Regions from separate parts of the Homo sapiens genome. Here region 2 is linked to region 1. Evidence: chromatin contacts called from ENCODE Hi-C or POLR2A ChIA-PET data. All regions are on one chromosome and are shown on one strand. The core of a region is the stretch at or near the end of the contact, and the rest is flanking DNA. Distances in the headings are between cores, read along the strand shown. Region 1 overlaps CARMIL1 (capping protein regulator and myosin 1 linker 1). Region 2 holds the start of H2BC14 (H2B clustered histone 14).

The links. Hi-C counts contacts between places; a loop is a spot of excess contacts on that map. ChIA-PET counts read pairs that join two places held with the same protein, here RNA polymerase II (POLR2A).
Region 2: a loop to region 1 is called in a map of OCI-LY7, with 6 times the contacts of the local background. The contact joins the promoter of H2BC14 here to the enhancer-like site in region 1. A Hi-C loop is called at or near these places in 1 of 168 maps with a recorded cell type or tissue (OCI-LY7). POLR2A ChIA-PET finds 5 or more read pairs at or near these places in 1 of 52 experiments (OCI-LY7).

Annotation. Positions count from the first base shown.
Region 1 is chr6:25,386,136-25,389,455 of GRCh38, forward strand. All of the region lies in intron 2 of CARMIL1 (capping protein regulator and myosin 1 linker 1), which reads left to right. The region is part of intron 1 of LOC124901281 (a long non-coding RNA gene); the gene reads right to left. Among named protein-coding and RNA genes, the nearest start is that of CARMIL1, 110 kb to the left of the region's middle. Within about 2 kb of position 1,541, at least 2 of the 41 ENCODE cell types and tissues checked have a DNase peak (open chromatin) inside an H3K27ac peak, as active enhancers do; they include OCI-LY7, where a contact is called at or near this core.
Region 2 is chr6:27,813,464-27,816,783 of GRCh38, forward strand. H2BC14 (H2B clustered histone 14) reads left to right here and starts at 1,559. Exons shown (of 1, transcript NM_003521.3): 1 at 1,559-2,026. The coding sequence starts at 1,581. The coding sequence ends at 1,961. It overlaps H2AC14 (H2A clustered histone 14), which reads right to left and starts at 1,314. Exons shown (of 1, transcript NM_021066.3): 1 at 839-1,314. The coding sequence starts at 1,277. The coding sequence ends at 891. RefSeq lists enhancers at 948-1,097, 1,788-1,907, 2,018-2,077, 2,168-2,217.

The DNA of each region.
Region 1 (3,320 bases), core at 291-2,790:
TTTAATAATACATTTAATTATTTTACCAATCACACTGGTTATTTGCAGTGTCAAAGCAGTTACCTTGGTATGATATAAGGACATGGAATTAATTTTGTTGTTTATAATCTTTGTGTGTGTGTGGGGTGGGTGGTGAGGACGGAATCTTGCTCTGTCGCCCAGGCTGGAGTGCAGAGGCTCAATCTTGGCTCACTGCAACCTCCACCTCACAGATTCAAGTGATCCTCCTGCCTCAGCCTTCCAGGTAGCTGGGATTACAGGTGTCTGCCACCACACCTGGCTAACTTTTTGTGTTTTTAGTAGAGATGGGGTTTCACCATGTTGGTGAAACTGCTGACCTCAAGTGATCCACCTACCTCAGCCTCCCAAAGTGCTGGGATTACAGGCCTGAGCCACCATGCCTGGCTTGTTGTTTGTAATCTGATATCTTGCTACTTGAACTTTGTTAGTATGGTTTAGGAGTAGGAACTTTAAAATGAAAACGAACACCGCCCAGGACGTTGAAGAAATAACTGTACCCACTTCATAGGGTTGTCAGGAGGGTTAAATGAGTTAATATAAGCAAAGACTAAGGTCCAGCACATAGTAAATGTCATATAAACACTGGTCATTTTTATTGATTTTACTTTGAAAGTCAATTAGAATTTGCATGAAAGTAACAAGCAATAGGTGAAAATCATGATAGTACTAGATAATACAAGACATCATGAGGCCGGCTGTGGTGGCTCATGCCTGTAATCCTAGCACTTTGGGAGGCTGAGGTGGGCGTATCACCTGAGGTCAGGAGTTCAAGACCAGCCTGGCCAACAACATGGTGAAACCCCATCTCCACAAAAATACAAAAATTAGCCAGGCATGATGGCCGGTGCCTGTAATCTCAGCTACTTAGGAGCCTGAGGCGGGAGAATCGTTTGAACCTGCGAGGCCGAGATCGCACCATTGCACTCCAGCCTGGGTGACAGAGTGAGACTCTGTCTCCAAAAAAAAAAAAAAAAAAATCACAACAGACTAGATAACACTCTATGATGTCACCTTTTACTTCACTAAGAACACATTTAATGTACAGACTATATGCATTTTTAAATGCTCTGGTTCAAGGAAAGTTAAAAGTGTTTATAGTTATAGGTCTACATTTGAGAAATACTTGTTATGAACTGAGGAACAGGCAAATCCAGCATTTGGGCCACAACTTTTCTTTGATAGTTCCCCAGATAATAGGCTGAAGAGCATATGCAGAGATATAAAAGTCAATGAATAAGTGAATAGCTGAATCTGTTGAACACTATGCTCACAGTTTCTAGTTCAAGACAAATGAAACATTAACATAAGTTGTTCTGAATTTTCTAAGTGAAGAATTCTACCCTTCTTTAAGTTAAAAGATTTATAACCTTTTCAATAGCAGTATATATTCTGCAATTCAGCAGCTTTTCTTTCTGTGATTTTGAAGACCATCTTTTGAAGATGCAGAATTTAGAATTCCTACTTGGGGGCATTTCTTCAATTCAGTGAGCCATTCATGAGATTCAACCAATGGAAACATTAAACACAATGAGTGTGAGGAACTGAAAGTGCTTTGTTTTTTGGTTGCAGTGACTTCTAATTGAAGCAAACCAGCTATACATGTGGATGGTCATGACTTTATAATTACAATTAAAATATTTTCAGTAGAAGACTGAGGCCTCAGGGAAAGCATCGTATGAAATAGAGAATAATCACCAGATGCAACTATGGGCCCCTTTTCCGAGTGGGTAATGATTTCTTTGCCTCTAGCTGTGAGTTGGCAAATGGACTCTGTCATTTTGGGTATCTGTTGGAAGAAAGAAAAGGAAGGAACAGAACGATGAGAGAAACAGTTCATAAGAAAAAAAGAGAAAAAGATCTTGAGCAGATAGGCAAGTAGAAGTAAAAATCCTCACTGTTTGAGGCCTCCAGACCTTGTTGAACCATGTTACTATTGTAGCATTACACCTGCAATGTGTCTGCAGGTGTTCTGGATGTTTTGAAACTCATTTGATGTAGAAGCGTTTCTTGATGTCAAGTTATGTTGGATTTGGCATCATTATTCTCTCTACAACAGTAGAGTAAAGGCTGGAGAGTATTGAAAGGCTAATTTTTTTTGGTGATGTCTGCCTTAGTTAAAATAGCTACTATTAGGTGATAGAAATGAAGGTATTTAGCACACACAACAGTTTTATTATGTTTTGTCTTTTAGATGTGGATTTCTCTACTTTTTTTGTTTTGTTTTGTTTGAGATGAAGTCTCGCTCTGTCGCCCAGGCTGGAGTGCAGTGGAGCGATCTCAGCTCACTGCAACCTCCGCCTCCCGGGTTCAAGCAATTCTGCCTCAGCCTCCTGAGTAGCTGGGATTACAGGCAGGCGCCACCATGCCTGGCTAATTTTTCTGTATTTTTAGTAGAGACGGGGTTTCACCATGTTGGCCAGGCTGGTCTCAAACTCCTGACCTTGTGATCCACCTGCCTTGGCCTCCCAAAGTGCTGGGATTACAGGCATAAGCCACCGCACCTGGCCTTTTTTTATTTTATTTTATTTTAAGAGACAGGGTGTTGCTCTGTCATCTAGGCTGGAGTGCAATGGCATGATCATAGCTCACTGCAGCCTGCAACTCCTGGGCTCAAACAATCCTTTCACCCCAGCCTCTCAAAGTGTAGCAGCTGGGACTATAGGCACAGACCACCACACCCAGCACATTTTTACAATTTTTTTGTAACAAAAAAGGGAGGCTTCTTTTTGTTGCCCAGGCTGGTCTTGAATTCATGGCCTCAAGCGATCTTCCTGTGTCGGCCTCCAAAAGTGCTGAGATTACAGACATGAGCCACCACACCTGGCCTCTACTTAACAGGCACTACCAAGAAAGTAGGAATGACTGCCCTAAGGGGAATTAGCTTTTACTCCTTACTGATGGGGATTTCCTGCCTCCACTACTAGAGAAACCCACATTTCCATGTTTTACGTTCAGTACTCACCAAACATTTCCAAGTGCCTGGCACTGTGCTTGTCTCATCCACAGATGCTCTGCCAGTAGAAAATGGAATGGTTTTAATTGAGAAGACATGAGGAGGACTTCTATTTCTTAATTGGAGTCTATAAGCAAACTTCAAAAGAATCTTTCAGCTTCTCATTGGTTTAAAAATTATGACACTGTCTATTATATGTTTTGCATAACTTTAAATCTTCTTTTAGTCATATTGTATTGTTTTCTTTTTTGAGATTTGGGGGGGTCTTGCTGTGTTGCCCAGGCTGCCCTTGAACTCCTGGACTCAAGCTATCCTCCTGCCTCAGCCTCCCAAGAAGCTGGGGATA
Region 2 (3,320 bases), core at 309-2,808, 2.4 Mb after region 1:
GAAAAATATCAGAACACATACAATGAAGTTAACTATTATTAACATGTGATTTCAGCAGTACACTAACATAAATACATGTAATTATTGGGTCACTGCCGAACATGTATATGTTTGAAAGACCCTTAATTAGAAAACTTCTAAGGCCAATTTTTTTTTATTCCAAACTCTTGTAAGTGCAAAAATTAAAAATAGAAAACAAAACATGACCAATGTATACATTGGTAAACATAAAACTGTCTGGTTTTGTTTAAATATACCCATTGAGCAGCTCCTTTCCTAGAGGCCAGGAAATAGGGCTGAGGACTCTACCCTCAGTTTTCAATCTAGAGACTGTGAAACTGTAGAGAAACACACTGTCTAGTAGCAATCCATATACTTTTTCTAGTAAGCATATTAAAAACCGAATACTATACTATATTCCTTACAGCCCAGTGAGTTTCCCAGAATCATAAATAAAACCCACCAGTACCTACTATGTAACTCCCAGTAAGAGGCTTTGACTTTTGTCAAAGTTGTGTCCCAGTAAAATGCCTTCAAGATACCACAAACTGGCCTGGCGCAGTGGCTCACGCCTGTAATCCCAGCACTTTGGGAGGCCTAGGCGGGTGGATTACCTGAGGTCGAGTCAGAGACCAGCCTGGCCACCAAGGTAAAACCCCTGAAAACACGTGTTAGCAAACGTACCTTGTTAGTATCTACATTAAGAAAAAAAAAAAAAAAAAAAACCTTGAAATTCAGGCAATGTAAACAGGTTAAAGATTAACACCGAAACATCATGAGTGTACTGTGTAGTGGTGAAGCAGCTGAAAACGGACTCGTGTCATCTTTTTATGATTGTTGAAGTGGCTCTGAAAAGAGCCTTTGTTTTTATGCGCTTTTCAACTCGGTCTTTACTTAGTCTTGTGGTGGCTCTCAGTTTTCTTTGGCAGCAGCACGGCCTGGATGTTGGGCAGGACGCCACCCTGTGCGATGGTGACTTTGCCCAGAAGCTTGTTGAGCTCCTCATCGTTGCGGATGGCCAGCTGGAGGTGACGCGGGATGATGCGAGTCTTCTTGTTGTCGCGGGCCGCGTTGCCAGCCAGCTCCAGGATCTCGGCGGTCAGGTACTCCAGCACCGCCGCCAGGTACACCGGCGCTCCAGCACCGACCCGCTCCGCATAGTTGCCTTTGCGGAGCAGGCGATGCACTCGGCCTACGGGAAACTGAAGCCCGGCCCGAGAAGAGCGGGTCTTGGCCTTGGCGCGAGCTTTGCCTCCCTGCTTACCACGCCCAGACATGGCAAAAGGTCTATTACCTTTACGGTCAAGAAAGACTGAAATGAAATTGGAAAAACGTACATTTTATAGCCTCTACTGGGCGCGAAAAGGAAGCTGTGCGATTGGCTTACGTTTTATTTTTATTTAGACCAATAGGACTCGAGTATGCAGGATACCTATTTTGATTGGGCAAAACTGGCATCTGACGTCATCCACGGATAATCACCAATCAGCACTGACCTATTCTACTCCTAATTTGCATAATAACATTTAAATAAAGAGGACGAAACAGCCCTAAGGTTGTCTTTTATTTTGTTTTCCACCATGCCTGAACCAGTCAAATCTGCTCCAGTCCCTAAAAAAGGCTCCAAGAAGGCCATTAACAAGGCTCAGAAGAAGGATGGAAAGAAGCGCAAACGCAGCCGCAAGGAGAGCTACTCTGTGTATGTGTACAAGGTGCTGAAGCAGGTCCACCCCGACACCGGCATCTCTTCCAAGGCTATGGGAATCATGAACTCCTTCGTCAACGACATCTTTGAGCGTATCGCCGGAGAAGCGTCACGCCTGGCGCATTACAACAAGCGCTCGACCATCACTTCGAGGGAGATCCAGACGGCCGTGCGCCTACTGCTACCCGGGGAATTGGCCAAGCACGCCGTGTCCGAGGGCACCAAGGCCGTCACCAAGTATACCAGCTCCAAGTGAGCCTCTCGCTGCAGTAACAGTTCCGCCGTGACCCACACCCCAAAGGCTCTTTTCAGAGCCGTCCACGTTTCTCAAGAAAGAGCCAGTTCACTGTTAAGTTTGTCTCCCATTAGGTACCCTTTGGGACTCGCTTCGTACATATAAATGTACTTGTATATGTGGGTTTTTTTTTGTTTTTTGTTGTTGTTTTTGAGGTGTAGTCTCACTTTGTTGCCCACCCTGGAGTGCAATGGCACGATCTCGGTTCACTGCAATCTCCACCTTCCGGGTTCAAGCGATTCTTCTGCCTCAGCCTCTCGAGTAGGTGGGACCACAGGCATGTGGCACCAGGCCCTGCTACTTTTTGTATTTTTAGTAGATACGGGGTTTCACCACGTTGGCCAGACTGGTATCGAACTCCTGACCTTAGGTGGTCCACTTGCCTCGGCCTCCCAGTGTTGGGATCACAGGTGTGAGCCACTGCGCCCGGCCCAAAATATTTTAAAGAGGATTATTAGCAACTATGAGTGACCGTGGCTTAGGGAAGACACAATCCCCCGAGACCATGAGAAAGTGGTTCTGAGGCAGTCAGAATGCAACTGTTTTGTACATTTTAGGGAAGCAGAAGTTATAGGTAAAGTCATAAATAAATATGTGGAGGGTTAGTCCAGGCGTGGTGGCTCACGCCTGTAATCCCAGCACTCTGGGAGTCAGAGGCGGGCGGATCACTTGAGATCAGGAGTTTGAGACTAGCCTGGCCAACGTGGTGAAACCCCGTCTGTACTAAAAATACAAAAAATTAAACGGGTGCAGTGGCACGTGCCTGTAACACCAGCTTCTCGGGAGGCTGAGGCAGGAGAATCGCTTGAACCCGGGAGGCAGAGGTTGCAGTGAACCGAGTCGTGATCGCGCCACTGCACTAACCTGGGCAACAGAGCAAGACTCTGTCTCAAAAAAAATCAGGTAAATCAAAGAAAATGAACTGGAAAAAATAATTGCTCTTAATATCACTGTGAATACCTAGTGAGTGTTCTGTAGATGTGTTACAGTTAAATTGCCAGAAATATTCTAGTTATGTTTAAATCAATTTTTAAAATTGTGAGAAAACTCAGATACCTGGAAGGATTCAAAAGGCATCTGCACTGAGATTGCTTTTCCAGAGCCTTTGAATCCTCACACTTCTTTAAAGAAACCCAACCTGAAAAATACTTTCTAACATATGTGTGATTTATGCTAGGAATTTCCAATTTAGGATTCCATTCAATAAATTATCAAAACGTTAGCAAAGACATATACATGTTAATAGATTAAGTAAGAATAATACATTCAAAGAGTGAAGCATATTTAAATAATTCCCAACTTTAACTTTAACTTTTGGTT